3 separate regions of the Homo sapiens genome follow, and all the other regions are linked to region 3. The links are chromatin loops, found by intact Hi-C in ENCODE. Cell type or tissue: mammary epithelial cell. All regions are shown on one strand. Region 1 has its middle 6.6 kb from the start of MIR5197. Region 2 overlaps NR3C1 (nuclear receptor subfamily 3 group C member 1). Region 3 overlaps ARHGAP26 (Rho GTPase activating protein 26).

The links. Hi-C counts contacts between places; a loop is a spot of excess contacts. Peaks named below come from ENCODE experiments on the same cell type or tissue, not always from the same donor. Only the 100,000 strongest peaks of a DNase experiment are listed, where the experiment ranks them.
Region 1: it touches region 3 in a loop (7-fold over the local background); 3 of 110 quality-filtered maps call a loop at or near these places.
Region 2: a loop joins it to region 3, with 4 times the contacts of the local background. A loop is called at or near these places in 2 of 110 quality-filtered maps.

Annotation. Positions count from the first base shown.
Region 1 is chr5:143,682,479-143,690,478 of GRCh38, forward strand. No RefSeq gene overlaps it. Among named protein-coding and RNA genes, the nearest start is that of MIR5197, 6.6 kb to the left of the region's middle. In mammary epithelial cell, a CTCF peak has its summit at 3,151 (motif pointing left); no DNase peak of the experiment used is centred here.
Region 2 is chr5:143,308,230-143,316,229 of GRCh38, forward strand. NR3C1 (nuclear receptor subfamily 3 group C member 1) reads right to left here. Exons shown (of 9, transcript NM_000176.3): 3 at 5,773-5,939; 4 at 1,868-1,984. Among named protein-coding and RNA genes, the nearest start is that of NR3C1, 91 kb to the right of the region's middle. In mammary epithelial cell, no CTCF peak of the experiment used is centred here; DNase peaks (open chromatin) are centred at 3,462 and 6,632; H3K27ac peaks cover 6,378 bases.
Region 3 is chr5:143,197,911-143,205,910 of GRCh38, forward strand. The region is part of intron 20 of ARHGAP26 (Rho GTPase activating protein 26); the gene reads left to right. Among named protein-coding and RNA genes, the nearest start is that of ARHGAP26-IT1, 9.4 kb to the left of the region's middle. RefSeq lists an enhancer at 2,932-3,091. In mammary epithelial cell, no CTCF peak of the experiment used is centred here; DNase peaks (open chromatin) are centred at 3,041, 3,871, 6,961 and 7,681; H3K27ac peaks cover 4,330 bases.

The DNA of each region.
Region 1 (8,000 bases), 480 kb after region 3:
CAACGTAGGACATAGCTAGGGGCCTCCTTGTTTTCTGTCACTAGGGTGGAGGGGGCCCTAAGGCAGGGCCTGGGTGGGCCTCTCTTCCTAATAACTCTTCTAATGAATCTCATAGCTGTCCTGGGAATTAGTTCTACCTTCTTCCTATCCATGGTAGGATTGATTTCCTTAATAGCCAGTGACTGCCTGTCATTAAGAGCTCTGGGACAGGGAAGAATGGGGACAACCACAGACCTCCTCCCTGCAAAATATGTTCAGTGATTGTGACTCACTGCATCATCTGGCCCCATAGAGCAATTTTCCAAATATTTCTCCTCAACATCTCTTTCCATCAAACTAAAATGTCAATTTTTTTTTAAAGCTCTGATTAAAGGATAAACAGTTTCATAATGGGATTTGAAAGCCTGGGCAATCATATCATTAAAAAAAAATTGGCTGCCAAGCAGCTTGCTCAAATGACACCAGGCACATTGCCTAGTGAACTTTAGGTGAATAGGCGATGGAGTCTGTCTGGGCCTGATTTGCAGAGACTTCTTAAAGAAGGGAATCTGCTGCAGGCATGCAAACTACAGCAAGACTGAGCTGTGCATGGCTAGTTTTAGGGAAGGCTCCAGCTTGGGGAGCTTGGAAGGTGGTCTTTATCAGCCTGCCAAGATATCTGTGTGGAATCACGCCCACCATTTCTTCTCCCAAAGAGACAGATGAACAGACTCCACTATGACCAATGCAATATGGTGAACAGATGTTTGCCTCACACAGCTGAAGTGAGCTGGCTTTCCAGAGATTTAAAGGAAGGAGAAGGTGTCTTGGGAACAGTGTTCCCAATATTATGATCCCAATCATAACTCATTGCTACCACTCCAGGATAGGGGGGCAGGGGCGGAATATAGTTCTGTGTCATCCACCAGTGGCTCCTCCGGGTCAAAATCCAGATCCAAGAGAATGTAATTCATGAAGCGATATTTACTAGATAGCTTCACCTGGGCTGACTGTGACATCACTAGCATGTTTAACCCTTCATTTACATTTACTTATCCACACTCTACCCTGACTCATATCCTTTGTTTCCATAATAAACTTTTAGCAACTATTGACATTCATCTTTCCCTGAGCTCACCTTTTTCCTGAATTGACCCCAACAACCTGTGAGACGGCCAAAGGCTTTTGCCTAGTCTTTGAGTCAGCTGAATACACAGATGCCTGAACCTATGCCAGTGCATCTTTATCATATTTGTAGTCCACCTGCTCTTTGTTTATCAGCTGTCTGTACACACATAAGATAACTCTGCATTCTCCTTACTTGAGTTGCATCAGTCAGTAGTGTCTTTTGTTACTGCCTAGGGTGAGCAAAGAACATTACCTATAGTGAATGAGGAACACCTTTGTTCATGCCACAAAATCCATTTTGTCTTTTTTAAGAATGCACCTCACTTTAAGTAAACTTAATATATGAAAATTTAGATTCCAGTAAGAAAATTCAAGTTTCACATAGCTTTTCAGGACCTCACTTGGCTACACAGAGCAGTGATTCTCAAGGAGGTTGATTACACCTCCTCAGAGATGCTTTAAAAATTTGTGGGCTGGGCACGGTGGCTCACGCCTGTAATCCCAGCACTTTGGGAGGCCGACATGGGCGGATCACGAGGTCAGGAGATCGAGACCATCCTGGCTAACATGGTGAAACCCCGTCTCTACTAAAAATACAAAAAAATTAGCTGGGTGTCGTGGTGGGCAACTGTAGTCCCAGCTACTCAGGAGGCTGAGACAGGAGAATGGCATGAACCCAGGAGGCAGAGCTTGCAGTGAGCCGAGATCATGCTGCTGCACTCCAGCCTGGGCAACAGAGCAAGACTCCGTCTCAAAAAAAAAGAAAAAAATTGTGGTGGCATTTTTGCTAGTCTGAATGATTGAAGTGATGTGACTGGCATTTAGTGAGTGGGCCTCAGGGAGGCTAGATAGGATAGTTTTATACAACAAAGAACTGTCCCAGCAGGCATCCTAGAGTCTCAAACTTAACTCTTTCAGACATAATAAAAAATATTGTATACAGGTTTAATATAGTCTAAATTTTTCAGGAATGCAACTACTTTATAAATCAAAGGAGATTGTATTTGATTTGTTTGGAACTTTACCAAGAGGTTTTCATCATTTGGGGGAAAAAAAATCACATCATGGACAGCAATGCAATAAGAGGTTTTCAAGTGTCCAATGTAACACACCTGCATCCATCTGCATTGGGCTGTGCATTCATGGTAATACTATTAGTATTAGTAATAGCAATATCCATGGTAATAAACTGTGTCTTTTTTTTTTTTTTTTTTTGAGATGGAGTCTTGCTCTGTCACCCAGGCTGAAGTGCAGTGGCGTGATCTCAGCTCACTGCAACCTCCACCTCCCAGGTTCAAGCGATTTTCCTGCCTCAGTCTCCCAAGTAGTTGGGATTACAGGTGCATGCCACCACACCCGGCTAATTTTTGTATTTTTAGTAGAGACAGGGTTTCACCATCTTGGCCAAGCTGGCTTTGAACTCCTGACCTCATGATCCACCCGCCTTGGCCTCCCAAAGTGTTGGGATTACAGGCATGAGCCACCGTGCCCAACCTAAACTGTGTCTTTTAAAAACTGTCTTCTAGTGTTGTCATGCCTGAGGATTTTACTGATGAAATGTGTTATTTTATTACAAATTACTTTTATCTCTCTTTCATATTATATATAGAGTACTTATTTTAAAAATTTTGTATTGGTTATATAATCTATAAATTTCTGTGTAGGATTGTAAAGAAACTGTTATTACCTTTTATATATACAAAGAGGACTTTAGGTTTTATGGAGATGAGAACCATTGGCCTAAAGCAACATCTGTCAACTATTCAGACAGAAACATTTTCCATTTGCACAAATAGAAGTGATTTCCTCTGTGCTAGATGAAAACAGTGGGGCCAAGATTTTCAACTTGTGTTATGGAAAGTCTGGAAAATGTGCTCTATTCAACAGGACTTTAATTTAGTCCGCCACTGATCAAACAATTCCTTTCTATGCCTAGCTTATTTTCATTCCAATATTTATTGATTCTATCACTGTGCTGGATATTGCAAGGATTAAACAACTCAGGGCCCTGACTATCTGGAAGCATAGACTGCCCTCTCTTGGAAGGCAATCTGCATGAAGAAAGGCATACTTCACAAACTTGGTACCCACAACTTTGACACCCAGGGCATCAAATGATGTTTCTTTTGATGAAAATTCTGAAATGCCCCTGAACCTTTCTTACAACACCATCAAGGTAGTTAACATGCAATGCTGGGGTTCTCTAAATCACAAATATCAGGTGGCCGATAAGGACTATATATTCTAAAAGAGAAGAGGAACGAATTGACTTAGAGGAGTAGGAGGAGGATGGGCTTTGGAGTTGGGTAGATCTGGGTTCATAGCTTGGCTCTACCACTTACTGTCTTACCTTGGGAAGGCTCAATTTCCTCCTCCCTAAAATGGTCATAATACCATCCGCATCACTAAGCTGATTTGAGGGTTAAATTAAGTCATAAACATAAAGTCATGGGTAGAACACCTGGCATATAAAAGGGACCAGACAAAATGTGTGAATCACCATCATCCCCCTTTCCTTGGGAGCTCTTAGATAAATCCTAGGACATGAGAATCAAAAGCGACCTTAAAAATGATCTAGTCAAATGCTCCACTAGACTACATAAATCTTCCTCTGTAGATTGTGAATGAAAAACTTCAAGCCTGCATGTTTTCTTCTCTTGATCAGTGTTAGCTAATTCTATTTTGGTTACCTAAATATCTTAAGAGTTGTAGAAAACAGAGATATAGATCAATGGAACAGAACAGAGCCCTCAGAAATAACGCCGCATATCTACAACTATCTGATCTTTGACAAACCTGACAAAAACAAGCAATGGGGAAAGGATTCCCTATTTGATAAATGGTGCTGGGAAAACTGGCTAGCCATATGTAGAAAGCTGAAACTGGATCCCTTCCTTACACCTTATACAAAAATTAATTCATGATGGATTAAAGACTTAAATGTTAGACCTAAAACCATAAAAACCCTAGAAGAAAACCTAGGCATTACCATTCAGGACATAGGCATGGGCAAGGACTTCATGTCTAAAACACCAAAAGCAGTGGCAACAAAAGCCAAGATTGACAAATGGGATCTAATTAAACTAAAGAGCTTCTGCACAGCAAAAGAAACTACCATCAGAGTGAACAGGCAACCTACAAAATGAGAGAAAATTTTTGCAACCTACTCATCTGACAAAGGGCTAATATCCAGAATCTACAATGAACTCAAAGAAATTTACAAGAAAAAAACAAACAACCCCATCAAAAAGTGGGCAAAGGATATGAACAGACACTTCTCAAAAGAAGACATTTATGCAGCCAAAAGACACATGAAAAAATGCTCACCATCACTGGCCATCAGAGAAATGCAAATCAAAACCACAATGAGATACCATCTCACACCAGTTAGAATGGCAATCATTAAAAAGTCAGGAAACAACAGGTGCTGGAGAGGATGTGGAGAAATAGGAACACTTTTACACTGTTGGTGAGACTGTAAACTACTTCAACCATTGTGGAAGTCAGTGTGGCGATTCCTCAGGGATCTAGAACTAGAAATACCATTTGACCCAGCCATCCCATTACTGGGTATATACCCAAAGGACTATAAATCATGCTGCTATAGACACATGCACACGTATGTTTATTGCAGCACTATTCACAATACCAAAGACTTGGAACCAACCCAAATGTCCAACAATGATAGACTGGATTAAGAAAATGTGGCACATATACACCATGGAATACTATGCAGCCATAAAAAATGATGAGTTCATGTCCTTTGTAGGACATGGATGAAATTGGAAATCATCATTCTCAGTAAACTATCCCAAGAACAAAAAAGCAAACACTGCATATTCTCACTCATAGGTGGGAATTGAACAATGAGAACACATGGACACAGGAAGGGGAACATCACACTCTGGGGACGGTTGTGGGGTAGGGGGAGCGGGGAGGGATAGCTTTAGGAGATATACCTAATGCTAAATGACAAGTTAATGGCTGCAGCACACCAGCATGGCACATGTATACATATGTAACTAACCTGCACATTGTGCACATGTACCCTAAATCTTAAAGTATAATAATAATAAAATAAAAATAAAAAAAGAGTTGTGGAAAAATATGAAAACATTCAAACTTTAATTTATTGAAATTACAATAAACTCATCCCCTCTGCAACCATCTTCCTCCATCTGCCTAACCAAATAGCATTGAGTCATGTAAACAGAGTGAGTGGCCAGCTCAGATGTGATATCTACTGTTATCCATTTCTCTTTTAATATTTGAGTGCTCAGCATGTTAAGCCAAATTGCTGCATAGAATATCCCCCAATTCTTCTGTGTATTCCAGCTTGAAGTAACAAAGAATGAAATAGAAGAAACAAATTTATTCTTTGTGTAAATACAAGATAATTTACAGTAAAATTCTTTTAAAATTCCTCAAAGTCCACCCCAAACAGATGGGTATTAGATGGTATTGAATGTGTGGGCCAAAGCAGCTTTCCTGGGATAGGTCCTTGATAGCTTTACCTCCTTCCTGAGAGAGGCCCTGCTTATAGATTATTTCCTCTTTTCCTTAATTAAATATTGTGAATTTTCTTGAGAGAATAAAAAATTCAGCATAATCGATGAGATTAGGGGTCTCTAACATTCTTCCACCTAAGCATATGGCTTGTAGGTATAGACTCTGTCTCTAATGTCATTCTACCTACAATCAATTTTCTCCCAGTAACTAGGCCTTCCTGAGAAATACAGTTATCAATAGGAAAATTTCATTGCAGAAGAGGAAAGACGTAGCATAATAAAGTGGAAGGCAGTATATATCCACAGACTGGGTTTCAAATGAGATTCTTTGACCTAATGTTTCTCTGGGAATAATTAATTCATTGGTCTCTGCATAGTTTTCTCATTTCTAAAATGGGGGTAATTTCTGCTTTACCTTTATTATAAGGTCTGTGAAAGGGCACAGTATACCACATAATGCTAAAAAAATGTAAAATGTTAAAGATAATAGAATAGGGGTGGAAAAATCCAAGATAGGGAAACATTTCCTAACCTTAGGAAAACATGAGAAATCTATGCCATTCTTGAGTGATGTCTTGTAGTCATTCTTTGAGTTAAAATTTACACATTAAAATAATAACACAGCCACTCCAACTTTCTTATGTGTACAGTTTGAGTACAACATCTTCTTTCATCCATTTACTTTCAGCCCATATCTGTCTTTATATTTAAAGCATATCTCTTACAGGCAGCATGTTGTCATGTTGCACTTATCCATTTTGAAAATCTCTGCCTTTTAATTGTTCAGTCCTTTAATGTTTAATGTAATTCTTGTTATGGTTGGTTGAATCAATGATTTTATTTTATTTTCTACTTCTCTCTTGTTTTCTATTCCTTTTTCTTTCCTTCCTATACTTTTGAATTCTTAAATAATTTTTAGAAAGATATTTTTATTGGCTTTGAAGCTGCATTTATTTGTGTTATTACTTTTGTGTGTGGCAGCCCAGGGATTACAATATACATCCTTAATTCTCTACTGTCTATATCCAGTTAGTATTTTACCACTCATGTAACTCATAGGAGACTTGTACCCATGTAGGTCCATATCCACTCTTCCTTCTTTATGCTACAGTGGTTATTTGTATCACATCTGAATACCTTATAAACCTAAGACAACATTATAATTTTCACTTTAAACATTTATATGGTTTGTAAATAAATTAAGAGAAAAAGAAAATAATTTAAAAGTAGTCTTTTGCGTTTTTCCAGATATTTCCTACTTTCAGTGCTCTTTAATATTTTCTGAGGATCTAAGTTTCCATCTGGTATCATTTCCTTTCAGAAGGATAAATTCCTTCAGCATATCTTGTAGTTCAGGTCTGCTGGTGAAAACTCACTTTAGTTTTGTTCCATGCAAAAATGTCATTATTTAGTCTTCATTTTGCGGGATATATTTGCTGGGTAATAAATTCTGGTTTGACAATTTTTTTATTGTCTCTCAGTACTTTGGAACTATTACTCCATTCTCTTTCAGCCTTCATAGTTTCTGCTTAGAAACTGACCATTAATCAGATCACTGTTTCCTTGTATAGGGCTTGTCATTTTGTATAGGATTGTATAGGATTGTCATTTTTCTCTTCCTGCTTTCAAGATTTGCTTTTTATCTTTGGATTTCAACAATGTGAGTATGATGATCTGTGGTGAGGGCTTCTTTATGTTTATTCTGCTTGGTTTTCATTTATCATAATGTACCTGTACATTTTAGTCTTTCATCAAATTTGTTATTTATTGGTCATTAATTCTTCAAGTACTTTCTCTGCTCCATTCTCTCCCTTCTCTTTTAGGATTTTATTTGCATGCATATGGACTATTTGAAATTACCTAATGGATCTCTGAGGCTTCATTTTTTAAGTCATTCTTTTTTTTTCTCTCTCTGTCCCTGTTATTCATGTTGGATAATTTCTATTGATTTATCTTCAATTTGACTTGCTCTTTTCTTTCACATCTCCATTCAACTCTTAAGACCCTCTGGTGAATTTCTTATTTCAAATATTGTGTTTTTCAGTTCTAGACTTTTCACTTGATTCTTTCTTGTTTCTGTTTCTCCAAGGAGATTTCATGTCTTTTCACTCATCATATACATTATTTAGGGTAGCATAATTGCTATGTTAAAATCTTTTAGTTTCAAAATCTGGTTCATTCTGGGGTCAGACCCAGTGGATTTTATTATCTCTTGAGAACATGCCCCACTTTCTTGGTTCTTTGTATGTTGGGAAATTTTGGATTATATTCTAAACATTAATTTATATGGAGTGAATATTAAGTAGTGGAAATTCTGGATGTTTTTACCTCCCTTTGATAAGTGTTGTTTCTTTCATTTAAGCTGCTAATTATTGTAGGAACTTA
Region 2 (8,000 bases), 110 kb after region 3:
TTGGGAGGATCACTTAAGGCCAGGAGTTAGACACCAGCCTGGGAACATAGCAAGACCCCTTTGTCTCTACAAAAAATTAAAACAAAAATTAAAAAAAAATCAGCTGGGCATGGTAGTGTACATCCGTAGCCCTACTGGGTGGGAAGATGGCTTGAGTCTAGGAGTTCAAGGCTGCAGTGAGCCATGTTCATGTCACTGCACTCCAGCCTGGGTGACAAGAGTTAGACTCTGTCTCTAAAATAATAATAATCATCATAATCATAAAAGGAACCACATGGTTTCCATTCTCTCTCAGTACTGCCATCTCTTATCTGGAGGACTGCCATATTCACTTAATTGGTCTCTCCATGTAAGATTAGTCTTTGTAAAATACAAATCTGATCATGTCTCTGCCCTTATTTTTCATCTATCTAATTCCTACTCAGCTTATAGATTTAAAATTCAATGTTACTTCTTCCTTGACTTCCAAGACAGAATTAGGTGACCTTCCTCTTGTTCCTGTGGCCCTATGCCCTCTATGGTGTGCCATGCTATTTTGTGACTGACTCTGCAACCTAACTAGCAGATAAACTACTTGAATACAGGCACTATTTTATTCATTTTATACCTAGTGACTGCCTTGTTGGTGCATATTTGTTGAATAAAAGTGCTAATTTCACAATAAATACTAAGCATATGTGTTATGAGATCACCACTACCTTCACAGAACTTGCAATTTCAACCACAGCAGAATTCCAAACTTTTTTCAGAGGAAAATTTTTTAATGCTGAGATCAGTGTTAATTATACAACTTGTTATATAAACAGGGATATGAAACTCTAACTTATAACTAGTTTCAGGTTTCTTTTTTTTTTTTTTTTTCCAAGACGGAGTCTTGCTCTGTCGCCAAGCTGGAGTACAGTGGTGTGATCTCGGCTCACTGCAACCTCTGCCTCCCGGGTTCAAGTGATTCTCCTGCCTCAGCCTCCTGAGTAGCTGGGACTACAGGTGACACCACCACGCTCCGCTAATTTTTGTGTTTTTAGCAGAGACAGGGTTTCACCATGTTAGCCAGGATGATCTTGATCTCTTGACCTCGTGATCCGCCTGCCTTGGTCTCCCAAAGTGCGGGGAGACCAAGAAACTTTCTCAGAAACTTCTCACTGTTGTGTGCATTCAGGTCATGGAGTTGAACGTTTCTTTTGATTGAGCAGTTTTTCAAACACTCATTTTATAGAATCTGCAAGTGGATATTTGGAGCGCTTTGAGGCCTACGGTGGAAAAGGTAATATCTTCACATAAAAACTAGACAGAAGGATTCTCACAAACTTCGGGGATTACAGGCGTGAGCCACTGCACCCGGCCCAGGTTTCTTCTTTACTTGAAAACCAAAACAAAACCCATCCAGTTCTTCCTTGAGGTTTTTTTTTTCCCACCACCCCCCGCTTGAAGATCTGTAATAAAACACAGATCTCCAAGTAAAAGGTATGCTTTTAAAAGGCAAACAGAAAAATGGACATGTAAATATGTCTGATACAGAAACATTTCCAACCCTAGGGAATAGTTTTGAGGCTGAAAAAAGGAGTAAGAATAATAAAGTTGCTGCATGTTGTGTAAGTTTCATTATTACATAATTTCCTTTCTTTGTATATAGTCTGGCTGTACTGAATTCAGTGTGTGTAAGAAGAACTGGTGGATAAACAAACAATATGACATATTCATGAAAAAAATTTCCCATTTTTATTGGGCAGTAACATTATGCTAGTCAAGCATATATATACTGAACTGACTACATTAATTACATCTGCTTACGTGTATCTTCAAAAGTAAAATGATAAATTTTTATAAGCTACAGAGACAAACAATTGCTTTCAGATATTTATATTACCTTCCAGGTTCATTCCAGCCTGAAGACATTTTCGATAGCGGCATGCTGGGCAGTTTTTTCTTCGAATTTTATCGATGATGCAATCATTCCTTCCAGCACATAGGTAATTGTGCTGTCCTATATGGAATAAAAGGCACTATTAAAGTTTCACAGGTCTTCAAACATATTTTATAAGGACAGCCTCTGTCTTTGTTTCCGGTGGAATATAACCAAGACACCCACAGGTATTGCCTTGAGGGAATGTTCTTGCCTACATTGCCATTATGAGGTCGAGAGGTCAAAAACAACAAAAAGAGTCTCCCTTTTTCTGTTCAACAAACTGAAAACAGTGCAATAAAAAACCTTATTGCAGTATTCACATATAAAAAAAGTACACAAATCAGTGAACCATTTAATAAATTTTTACAAACCAAGAACCTTTATGTAATCAGCTCTCAGATCAAGAAACAGAACAGTACCCCAACAGGCCCCCTTTCTGCCCAATTCCAGCCAGTACCCACCAAGGGTAACTACTTTTTTGATAAACTGTGTTTTACACAGTTTGATAGATTATGTTTTTTTATTTTTATTTTTTTGAGATGGAGTCTCGCTCTGTCGCCCAGGCTGGGAGTGTAGTAGTGTAGTGGCATGACCTCACTGCAACCTCTGCCTCCCAGGTTCAAGCAATTCTCCTGGCTCAGACTCCCGAGTAGCTGGGATTACAGGTGCACGCCACCACGCCTGGCTAATTTTTATATTTTTAGTAGAGACAGGGTTTCACCATGTTGGCTAGGATTGTCTCGATCTCAGGACCTCGTGATCCACCCGCCTCGGCCTCCCGATGTGCTGGGATTACAGGCATGAGCCACCACGCCCAGCCAATAGATTGTGTTTTAAACAAATAATAGTTTGGGGTAGATGGTTAACTGTATCAGGTTCAATTCTTTGTAAAGAATAGGCCACAAAATTGACCACTAGACTATAATTCACCTTTGTTCAGAGCTGCTCTCCAATGCCAAATATCTGTACCAGCTGTTTCAATTTCTTTTTGTACTCTATAAATATCCTAGCTTCTTTACTTGGACAGAAAATGGAAGCACTAACCCAATTCTATCCCCTATAAATCAAAAGTACGATCAACAGATACATCTATTGATGAAGTGGTTATAATACAAAAAAGTTATACCCTATAAGGAATCTCTAAATCACTGTCCTACAGTTACTGGAAGAAAAAAAGAAAAAAAATCACCCACTGCTAAAAATGAAAAATTCCAAAGTTTTGTTTATATCCAACTGAAATGTCAGGATGTGCACATTACGCCAATCTTGATTTCTTTATCCCAGGTATGTCTTGTGCACAGCTAAGACTCTGAGCTATAGGATCAGAGGCAATGTACCTTCATAAGTTAAAAATAGCCCTTTGTGGTTATTAGCATGAAGTTGGACAAGTCTATCTATCTGTTCCTTATCTATAAAATGAGGAGTTTTAACTAGTATTCACTATTTCATAACACATGGCCACGTACAACTAATAGTCATTTCCTGTCAATCCATTCATTCATTCCTTGACTCATTTATTTATTTATTTTTAGACAAGTTCTTGCTACGTTGCCTAGGCTGGAGTACAGTGGTGTGTCATAGCTCTTTGCAGCCTGAATCTCCTGCTTTAGCTTCCTGAGTAGCTGAGACTACAGGTGCGATGCCTGGATAACGTTTTTTTTTTTTTTTTTTTTCCTGTAGAGACGGGGTCTCGTTATGTTGCTCAGGCTGGTCTCAAACTCCAGGCCTCAAGCAATCCTCCCATCTTGGCCTCCCAAATTGCTGGGATAATAGGTGTGAGCCACAGTGCACAGCCCATTTTCCTTGAGCCACAGTGCCCAGCCCATTTTCCTGTCAACCCTTCTGATAAGACAATGAGATATCTTATTTTGGAGTTCCTGTGTCTTCTACTACTTGGTAAATTCCCTTTCTAACTAATAGAAAGATGAGTCTTCAAGTCAGCTGAAATTTTGTGACTTTGTTTTGTTTATATGGTATTCATTTTTGTGGTTAAAGTCTATTTTTGGCAAATAATTCTGGTTTTCTATTTATGGTGGGTGTGGTAGCCAGCCTCCCAAGATGGCCCCCAGTGATCTCTGCCTCCTTGAATGCATGGTCTTGTGCAGTCCCTTTCCGTCCTTTACCAAGATTGGTCTGTGTGGCCAATAAAATATGGCAGAAGTGATGGCATGTTACATGTGAAATCAGATAATAAAAGACAATAGTTCTGCTGCATTGATCACATACTCTCTTGGATCATTTGTTATGGGGGATGTAAATTATAATGCTACTCACGTTACTCCACAGAGACCACAAGGATGCCAGCTTTGGCTAGTGTAGTAGTCCCACCTATTGATTAGAGTCAAAAGTAAAGCCCACCCCTGCCTAGTGTAAAGCTCTGAATAAAGTGCAACAACTTGCTGATACCCATATTATACTATGCCAATTTTGAGGGATAATCTATAATTCTAGCAGGTATTAAGAATGGAGTGCTAAGTGTAAGATATTTTCAATTCACAATGGGTTTATCTGGAGGCAACCCCATTGTAAGTCGAGGAGCCATACTGAATGCGTATCACTTTCCCACCATCATAAAAGTTGAAAAATCGTTAAGTCAGGGACTGTCCGTATTATTATTATCACTGCATTTATATCGTGGAAATACTTAAGCAGTTAAGAAAGTGAGGAGTAAAGTGAGGACACGAAGACGCTTCTGTCTTCTGCGTATGTGTTAAGTAACATCCACTTTATTAGGAGCAATGCACAAAGCAGGGCTGGGCTTTACTTTTGACTCTAATCAATAGGTGGGACTACTACACTGGCCAAAGCTGCCATCCTTGTAATCTTTGTGGTGTAATATGAGTAATTTTATAATTTGCTAATGTATTAAAAAGTAAAACAAAAGAAAATGACTCATCTAACTCTCATGGATATGCAAACACAACATGAGACAAATAATAATAATCCTCATACAGTGAATGAATAATTGTTTCTTTAAAAAATTAATATAATCAGAGCTTTAGGCCAAGCTACTTTCAAACTGCTTTAGAAATAACTAAATTATATGACAATTTTTTTCCTAGAGGAGTCACTGGTAGTATTAGGACATTTTAGACTCTCTTCTAATAAATTTGCTATGGAATGAATTTCTCATTCTTTAGGGAGATAATGCTGTTGCCCTGTCAGCAGTCTGAATCCATAACAAAGTAAGATTTGTGTTAATACAACATTTATATAGTGAAATCAGTTTCTCTAAAATACCTTTCCTGACCTCCTCAGGCCGAGTTTCTCTCTCCCTCATCTATATTATAATCTCTGTACCTTGTCATTGTTAACTCATCTTTCACTTCAGTGGAGTGTGACTTCCCAGAGGGTAAGGATCAGGTCTTATTGGTATTTATACCACTTAGCACAGTGCCCTGGCTTAATAGAAAAAAAAAATGAATAAGAAATGAAATGAATATCTTTTTTTTTTCCTGTCACAGTTCTCACTGTGACTCATTTTTGCCAGGCCAGTAAAGTTGGTGACTTTGAAACCTATTAGCTTATGGAAGTTAAAGCCCATGTTTCTAATACAATGAACATTATGTTATGCCCAAACTTAACACCATCATTTCATATGATAGCACTTTCTTATAGTGTTACCTTATGCTCCCTGACCAAACTCCCAGACATCAACTTGTACTTTTCTATTTTATTCTAGATCTTTTTGTATTGTTGTTTTAAATACTTTCCTGCCCATTAGAGGACCTAGGAGCCACCCTCCTCTCCCCTCTTAACTGATATTTAGCCTTTCATGGGCTTTGCATATAATGGAAATTTCAAAATCCACCCTGAGAAATGAAAACCAAGTAGAGGAAAAATAAACTCTTCAAAACACACACTACCTTCCACTGCTCTTTTGAAGAAAACTTTACAGCTTCCACAAGTTAAGACTCCATAATGACATCCTGAAGCTTCATCAGAGCACACCAGGCAGAGTTTGGGAGGTGGTCCTGTTGTTGCTGTTGAGGAGCTGGATGGAGGAGAGCTTACATCTGGTCTCATGCTGGGGCTAAAGAAGGGGAAGAACAGTGTTATGATTTAACTGTCAAAGGAATATCAAAATACAGTTCTCTTAGCTTCTCACTTCATAGTCAGAATGCTCACAGTGAACTCTGGCTTCAAGTGCTAGCAGGCACTAAAATATCCTAGCTAAATATATTCAAATCATGTTATATTCTTCTTTAAACAAAATTAAGAATGAGGTCATTTCTTTTGAAGTGTCTCCAAAATAGAATGGTGTGGTTCTGGTTCACTTCTTCTTCTTTTTTTTTTTTTTTTTAGATGCTTAGGATTTATTTTTATAATCACGTTTATTAAGGTGTCACATACAGTAACATTTACTGTTTTCTAAGTCTATAATTTATGGTTTTTGTTAAATGAATATTCATGTAACTACTATCACAATCAGGAGAGAGGATATTTCCATCATCCCAAAAAGATGCCTCCTATGCCTTTAATTGCTTAGGCCATAATTTTTTTCCTAATTTTAAGATCTTATACAGGCATCTTTTAAAATTCAATCAAGTGTCATTACAATTCTACCCATGTTTCCTACTAGAGTCAAAATTTTTTTACAATCTTAAAGTTTTTGTCCCATGTCTCTAATTCCTAATGTCATCTTGGCTGAAACCACAATTTCATATGACTCAGAGAAGACTGATCCAGAAACATTTTCTATAACCTTCCTGTCTGGCTTGCAGTAAGATTGGACAAAGCACTAGGCTTTCAAAAGTGAGTTCCATTCTGCCCACTCCACTCTATGACTGTTTGGCTTGAAGAAGAAGACAGAAATGTGAATCTGCTTCTCTTACTAGGTCTCTAACATTTTTCATAGTCTCACCACAAAGAGTGCAGGTCTAGTGATTATTAGCTGTTTAAAAGATAATTTGTTGTTTTAAAAATTTTCAATCTCAAAAAAAATTGGAAAGAATTGTACAATGGATATATACTTTTCACCAATATTCACCAAGTCTTAACATTTTGCCACATTTAATGATAAAGATATATTTTTATAAACCAATGAAACAGTGATCTTTCTATTACTGGAGGAAAAATTAATTATTGCATTTCATATTACATGACACAATGGTTTTCAATGTTGTATTTTCCTAAGGAATTTTCCTCTTACGTGCTGACTTTAGAACCAAAACTGTATTATGCAGCTAAAATGATTTTGTAGCCTTCTGCTTGTAATTAGAGACTGCCCATTCCATTTTTGGTTGTGTTCTTAAGCAAATCTTCAAAAACATGGATGCTGGCAACCTGTTGATTCTGGAATTCTACATATTAAAGTCCGTTTTGCTTATCATCTATACAAGTTCATAAATATACTAGTACCTCTCTCTAAACTTTTCTTAATTTGCCTTTTCTCTAAAAAAGATGGAACTTAGAAATAAACTTAAATTGGGTGTTCGTTGTCTCTGTTATTCTTTATTATCTCTTGCTTTTATTTATTTCAGCCAATAACAGTAGTAAGTCTCAATTACAAATATGTTTAAACTAATTCACAGAGCAAAGTAACTTAAAATTTTTTTCTAGTTATCAATCTGGTTAGAAATTACATTTATCAAGTAATGTAGTTTGTTGCTAATGTTCCGTTTAGGAATAAAAGTTAAAAGGTAATAATAATGGAATGACAATTTCTTTTATAAATGTTACCTTAAGTAATTAAGCCAGTAAATCCAAACGATCGCCCTAAATTCTATCTTCAAATGAAGCTTCCTGAATCTTGCCAACTGCCTGCTTACCTAACAGGCTTAGTCAATAGGACAGCATTCCCACCACCCTAATTCTGGGAAAAGGCCCCAGGGTTTCACATTGTTCTCTGAACACTGTTAAGAAGAATTTGTAGATGCTTCCGTATTACAAGGCATTCATTCCCTGCTAGATTTGGGCGAGTGGACTGACTACACGTCGAAAGCCTGTAACAGAATAACCTGAAATGACTCTGCTGTAGGTCCGGCACAGGCCACCCCTGATTAATGGAAACTTGTGACTAATGTAGAGGAGCTGCTTTGGGCCAGAGTTTTCCAGAGAAGTAGGAAGGTCCTGGAACAGTGAATGGTGCGAC
Region 3 (8,000 bases):
AGGCCCATGATAAATTCCTAACAGTATAAATAAAAAAGTGAATGTCTAGTCCATATCTGTACATCCAGTTCCCCACTCTCAACCCCCTGAGGCAGTCATAGTTTCTTGCTTACAGATTTTAAGAATCATGTTTAAACATCTCTAGCATTTAAACAGTGGCTTTAGATTATACCCCAGAACAACGAAAGATTGGATGTAGTAGCACTATTGCGTCCCTTTTATTTGTATGTTACTTGAGTGAATTTGTTTTGGCAAGCACAATATCTTCATTATGTGGAGAAAGGCAATTGTACCATACTCAATTTAAGAGTTATATGCCTAGTAAGGAAGTATTGGGATTTCTTAGCAACTATTCAGATCTTTTGAGATAGCAATTGTTACCATATGAACACTTTATAATGCCCCCAAAATGCTTTAGTGTTTTCTTACAAATAAATTCACATATTGTGAAATTTTTTAGTTGAGAGAAATTTTTATTCTAGGCAGTTCTGTTGTGCCTGAAATGCGGTATTGGAAAAGATTGAGAGGCTACACTTAGGTTCAACAGGAAAGAATATTAAGGTCAATAAGTATTGTGAGCCACGGTGCACAATAGAAGCATTCTGCCCATTTAACCTTTCTGACCCTTTCCCTTGAGGTTTTTCTGTACAATGAGCAATTGAACTAGGACTGTTGTCCAGATGTCTTTGTTTCCAATCTGGAATTTTTCCCTCTACCTCATATTTCTGTATTATTCAGTGAGAAAAGATTCGGATTATTGACTTGGGGAACATTAAGGATGATGTATGCGCTATTCCAAAATCTTGAATTTTGTTTAAATCATAGAATTACTTACCATTCCTACTCACCCCATCTAAGTTTAAAGTTTATTTAAAACTTCAGAAATTATTTTATTTGTGTAAATAATTTCAACTTTTAGATTCAGGGAGTACATGTACAGGTTTGTTCCATGGGTATATTGTGTGATGCTGAGGTTTGGGGTACAAATGATCCCATCTCCCAGGTGGTGGCCACAGTACCCAATAGTTTAAGAATTATTTTTTAAAGCTAGAAAACAGAACCGCTGCATTGTAAACTAGTCAAGCTATTTTTAAAGTAAATTATTGAAGAAGTATTTTAAAATGCATTTCCCTATTATTGTTAAGACCTTAAGGGGATTTCACTAGTTTCATTAAAATAAGAAACCGAACTCTGTCATTGTTTAAATAAAAATGCATGTTAAATTATATTAGATGAGGGGAAATAATCTGTGCAAAGACATCTGCACATGAGTAGTAGAAAAGAACACGAAACAGTCAAGCTCAGGGACTTGTGGATTTTTTCTGCTCATAAAGTTGTGAAGTACATACTGAAAATCCAGGAGGTTAGGACTTATATAGGATTTCTTTGTTGTAAAAGCTTGAGTGGACACACATAAGGAATATATGTCTTCAGATTTTCAACAGATAAAAACTGGTTTTGTGTCATTTGGTCTGGTTCACCAGTAGCCAATTTACCACTGTTCCTTTTGGCTCTATTTTCTTGGCTAAAGTTTGATTTCCCTTTACCTTAAGTCAAGCCAGAAAGGGATATTTTCCAAGGAAGAAGAATTCAATGAAATGGGATTAGATTAGATAGGACATTTTAGATTTTCATGGAATTTTCTTCTCTTTTTCATCATAGGGGCAAAATCAAAGCCGCCCCCTGTTAGTTTAATAGCACCATCACCACCTAACAGTCTAACCTGGAAGGGGAACTGACAGCATAAAGACCAGCCCTGGGCCGGTGATCCGAGGCTCAGCCCAGGCCTGAGACATATCACTGGGGACCTGGACTGCAGATCATGGGCCACTGCCTGGCAGAGACGTGCAAATGCCAATTTTGCTGCTTCTCCAAAGTCTGACACTGTGGAGACTCTTAGTGCAAGACTCTCAGGCCCTTCCTTGTGTGCCTTATCCCTCTGACTTCATCCTTGTTTTGAAAGTCCTACACTAAGCTACAAATCCACTACTTTCTTTTCCTCTGGGAGCAGCCATACCTTTCAACTAGGGGGTCTCACATCTCCAGGTTGTGGATATCTGTCTCTTTATCCATCAGCCTGTCTCCTTCCCCACACAACCCTCTTGTCAAAATGCCCTTTGGAAAATTAAACATTGCTTCCACGTGGAAACAGAACACAGGAAGGGAATTGTATTCATTCGTACATCACTGAAAAGACCAGGAAAGCAAAGAGTCCAGGGTAACCTCTGAACACTGAAAAAATGTTCATCTAATTTTTTTCTAATGATCATGCTCAATGTTGGTGGGGTAATGGTGAGAAGGAATTGTCAGTGTTGGTGGAAATGCACAGCAGTAGAACCTTTCTGGAAAGCTATTTGGCACGGTATATCAACACCTTTAAAAGAAACTCCTAGCCTTTGACCCACTAATTTTACTTTCAGGAATTTATGCTAAGGAAACAATTGAGACACTGGCAGGGATTCTCTACAAAGATGTGAGTTGCAATGCTATTTATAATAGCTAAAGGGGGATAGGAGTCTGAATATACACAATAAGAAAATGGTTACAGAAATCAGAGTATACCATACAATAGAACAGCCTGTAGCCATTTTAAAAATATGTTATCAAAGGCTATATAATTGCATTGGAAAATGCCTTATTAAGGGAAAAAAAGGAGGGTATTAACTACATGTGTAGTATAATTCTCCAAAAAAAAGCGAGGAGAAATATGCCAAAGTGTTAACAGTGATTATCAGTGGCATAAATTATGTATGGTTGTATTTCTTTTCTTCTTGGTTTTTGGTATTTTCCAATTTTCTACAAGGCCGTCAGTAATTTTCATTATTAGAATTTTGAAAGATTAACTTTCTTCTTCGTGGTCAGCTTACTCCTCCAGTTACAGAACCTCTCATCTTATAGCAGCTCTACTACTGTGGTGTGGAGATCAGAGAGGGTCTGCCACATCCCTTGTCAGACTGGGAGCCTGCCTGGGCAGCCCTGCCACAGTATGGCAGGCATGCCCTGGCTGGTCCAGCAGATGTTCCATCATTCAAGTGAGTCACCACAGAAGGGTGTCAAGCTGATGATATTGCTACACACTGTACTTGAACTATCAGCCACAACCCATTATGCTGCCAAGCCTTTTAGCCTTATCTTCCTAAACCGTTATTCTTTCACTGTCCAGTGAATTTCAGAGACTGACTGGGACTGTCTGACTCCTTTTGAGGACACTGTGGGCCAGCAAACTAAAGTGGATGTAAGCCTACCAGTTGAATCCAAACCAGACCAGCAAATGTTCCTTGCATGCTACAGTGTATGCTGTGTTGTTGCTGTCATTGGGCCTAGATGTGGGGGCCTGGCAGGACCCCAGGAATATTTAGGGGCACTGGGCATTCAGCTTAATACACCCATCTGGACTCTGAGGGTTGTAGGAATGCCTTTAGCAGTCATCTGCTAAAATTGTAGTTATAAAATCATTTTCTCCTCTTTTAATTGTTTGTTATCCTTGGCTTCATTAGTGGGAAAGGGGTTGCAAATTTGATATTGGAGGTTTCAGAGCCAGGAGTGAAATTGACCATTTTGAAATTTGTCTGTTTTGTTTTGGGTTTGGTGAGGGGCAGGAGGGAGCAAGATTTTTATTTTGTTTATTTATGTATTTATTTTTGTCTGCCGTTGTCATTTTTAAGTAACCTACAGCCAGACACTTCTGTAGTGAAAGGAGAATTTAAGATTCTACAAAGAGTCTTGGGCCATAATAACCATCCCTGTGCGTCTTATATCTCACATATGTGTTCTATGAGTATGAGAACACATAGTCATACACCCTTAGTTTTGCATCAGAACTAAAATACAATGTACTCTCTATTTCTTGTCTGTTTACAGTCCTTCTGTTGCGACATGCATCTTTGCAGTACATAAAATGTGCAGTAGTATTGTTGATAGGATTATTGCCATGACTCTAAAGTACAAATAAACAAAAGGCATAATTCCTTTAGTCATTTAAAAAATCACAGAAGTGAAGAGTGCTGTAGATGTCTGTTAGGTCCGCTTGGTCCAGTGCTGAGTTCAAGTCCTGAATATCCTTGTTAATTTTCTATCTTGATCTGTCTAATATCTCAGTGGGGTGGTAAAGTCTCCCACTATTATTGTGTGGTAGTATAAGTCTCTTTGTAAGTCTCTAAGAACTTGCTTTATGAATCTGGGTGCTCCTGTATTAGGTACATATATATTTAGGATAGTTAGCTCTTCCTGTTGCATTAAGTTAGCTCTTCTTTTTGCATTGATCCCTTTACCATTATTTAATGCACTTCTTTGTCTTTTTTCATCTTTGTTGGTTTTAAGTGTTTTATCAGAGACTAGGATTGCAACCCCTGCTTTTTTTTTTTTCCATTTGCTTGGTAAATTGAAGTGAACTGCCATTCACAATTGCTACAAAGAGAATAAAATACCTAGGAATACAACTTACAAGGGATATGAAGGACCTCTTCAAGGAAAACTACAGACCACTGCTCGAGGAAATAAGACAAGGACACAAACAAATGGAAAAACATTCCATGTTCATGGATAGGAAGAATCAGTATCATGAAAATAGCCATAAAATAGCCATACTGCCCAAAGTAATTGATAGATTCAATGCTATCCCCATCAAGCTACCACTGACTTCCTTCACAGAATTAGAAAAAACTACTTTAAATTTCATATGGAACCAAAAAAGAGCCCGTATAGCCAAGACAATCCTAAGCAAAAAAACAAAGCTGGAGGGAACATGCTACCTGGATTCAAACTATATTACAAGGCTCCAGAAACCAAAACAGCATGGTACTGGTACCAAAACAGATATATAGATCAATGGAACAGAACAGAGGCCTCAGAAATGACGCCACACATCTACAACCATCTGATCTCTGACAAACCTGATAAAAACAAGCAATGGGGAAAGGATTTCCTATTTAATAAATGCTGTTGGGAAAATTGGCTAGCCATATGCAGAAAACTGAAACTGGACCCCTTCCTTACATTTTATACAAAAATTAGCTCAAGATGGATTAAAGACTTAAATGTAAGACCTAAAGCCGTAAAAACTCTAGAAGAAAACCTAGGCAATACCATTCAGGACATTGGCATGGTCAAAGACTTCATGACTAAAACACCAAAAGCAATGGCAACAAAAGCCAAGATTGACAAATGTGATCTAATTAAACTAAAAAGCTTCTGCACAGCAGAAGAAACTATCATCAGAGTGAACAGGCAACCTACAGAATGGGAGAAAATTTTTGCAATCTATCTGACAAAGGGCTAATATCCAGAATCTACAAGGAACTTAAACAAATTTACAAGAAAAAAAAACAACCCCATCAAAAAGTGGGTGAAGGATATGAACAGATACTTCTCAAAAGAAGACATTTATGTGGCAAACAAACATATAAAAAAAACACTCATCATCACTGGTCATTAGAGAAATGCAAATCAAAACCACAGTGAGATACCATCTCATGCCAGTTAGAATGGCAATCATTAAAAAGTCAGGAAACAACACATGCTGGAGAGGATGTGGAGAAACAGGAATGCTTTTACACTGTTGCTGGGGTTGTAAATTGGTTCAACCATTGTGGAAGACAGTGTGGCGATTTTTCAAGGATCTAGAGCCAGACATACCATTTGACCCAGCAATCCCACTACTGTGTATACACCCAAAGGATTATAAATCATTCTACTATAAAGACACATGCACACGTATGTTTATTGCAGCACTGTTCACAATAGCAAAGACTTGGAACCAACCCAAATGCCCATCAGTGATAGACTGGATAAAGAAAATGTGGCACATATACACCATGGAATACTATGCAGCCATAAAAAAGGATGACTTCATGTCCTTTGCAGGGACATGGATGAAGCTGGAAACCATCATTCTCAGCAAACTAACACAGGAACAGAAAACCAAACACCGCATGTTCTCACTCATAAGTGGGAGTTAGTGAGAACACATGGACACAGGGAGGGGAACATCACACACCGGGGCCTGTCAGGGGGTAGGGGGCTAGGGGAGGGATAGCATTAGGAGAAATACCTAATGTAGATGATGGGTTGATGGGTGCAGCAAACCATCATGGCACGTGTATATCTATGTAACAAACCTGCACATTCTGCACATGTATCCCAGAACTTAAAGTATAATTAAAAAAAAAAAAATCACAGAAGTACTATGGAGTATGCATTTTATTATTATACCAATTCAAACATAGTGGTAATAAATGTTAAAATGCAGTCACTTTATACCAAATGTTACTGCTATGGCTAAAACATAAACAAATGAAATTCTGAAATTCTGTTGTTAAAAATTGCATTTGAGGCCAGGCATGGTGGCTCATGCCTGTAATTCCAGCACTTTGGGAGGCCAAGGTGGGTGGAACACCTGAGGTCAGGAGTTCAAGACCAGCCTGACCAACATGGTGAAACCCTGTCTCTACTAAAAATACAAAAAATTAGCCAGGCATGGTGGGGGGGATCTATAATCCCAGCTACTTGGGAGGCTGAGGTAGGAGAATCGCTTGAACCCAAGAGGCAGAGGTTGCAGTGAGCCAAGATTGTGCCATTGCACTCCAGCCTGGGCGACAAGAGCAAAACTCCGTCTCCAGAAGAAAAAATTGCAGTTGATACTACGGTAATTGACATGGGGATTGAGGAGTAAGTTATTATAATAGTTACGAATATCCTGCATTCCAGCCGCACCCCCAGATAATTTCAGCCGTGTAGTTCTGGCCAAAAACCACTTAGATATCTGAGGATGTGAAAAACATTTAGAACCCACATTGTGTTCACAGAATATGTTCCAAACTATGCCATTAGCCAAAGGCATAATTCTTGGTACAGATGGAATAGGAAGCTGGAGGTGTTTCCTACTTATTAAAGTCATTTAAAAAAAAAAAAGTTGGAAGGACTTTTTAATTGTCCTGTGGTAACCACTGACCAAAAGAACAGATTGGTACAAGCCCCTGGGTCTGGGCTGTTCTCTTGAACCTCCAAATTGTCCCTGGTTCTGCTTGGGTTCCTGGGCTGGGCTGTGGTTTGAAAGTTGTTGCCAGGCCTTGCCTACTAGGTCATTGTCTGGTGGGGCAGGGTTGTGTTGAGAGGACTGAGAAAGTGAGGCCTCTCTGACTAGCAGCAACTGTGGAAGAAAATGGAGACTGCACAGTAGAGAGGAGTTGACACTTTTCCTAGGACTCAAGACAGAGTCAAGGGGGAGCCAGGTATTAAGCTAGTACTAGCTTAGCCCTCAACTGATGGATCTTACTGTCTTACATTACTGTTGTTTTTAAATCTGTCGCTTCTTGTCAAATATATTTTAAGCTCTTGAAGTCAAGGGACCTTGGCAAATATCATTTATTGTATTGAACATACTGAGTGCTCAATGACTAGTTTTTGCTGGATTAAGAAAAAAAAGCTTTAAAGAGTCATACTCTTTACATTTTATTTCTTCTCTTATATGAATGCCATCTGCTATATGAATCCGCCAGACCGAACACTGGAGGCAGGATTGGGGATTTTGTTGGAATTTAGAATATGTTGAGTCTTATTGTGATTCTCTATCACTGTATTGTCATTTTCCCTTGCAAATAGGGTAGGTATCTAAAGGAAACACATGAATCAGTGGTTAAGAAGAATTCTAATGCTATGACTGAGTCTGTAAAGAAGCTTGGCACAGGCTAGAGGAACAGGGCAAGTCCTGCTATGTCAGAGGGAGTACGCTGGCTGCAGGAGCCCTGGGCTTAGAATCAGCAGATGAGGTTTGAACCTCAGCCCTGTTACTTATAGGCTGGGTATCCTTAGAGAAGCCTCAGCTTAGCCCAGGTTTCCACATCTGTGAAATGGGAATTATAGCAGTACTTGTTTGTGGGCTTGTTGCGTGGGTAAATGAGACTCATTAATTTACTCAGTAATGATTTGTTAAATATAGTACCTACAGACACTGGATATTTTAGACACTGGATATACAGCAGTAAGCAAAACAAAAGCCTCTG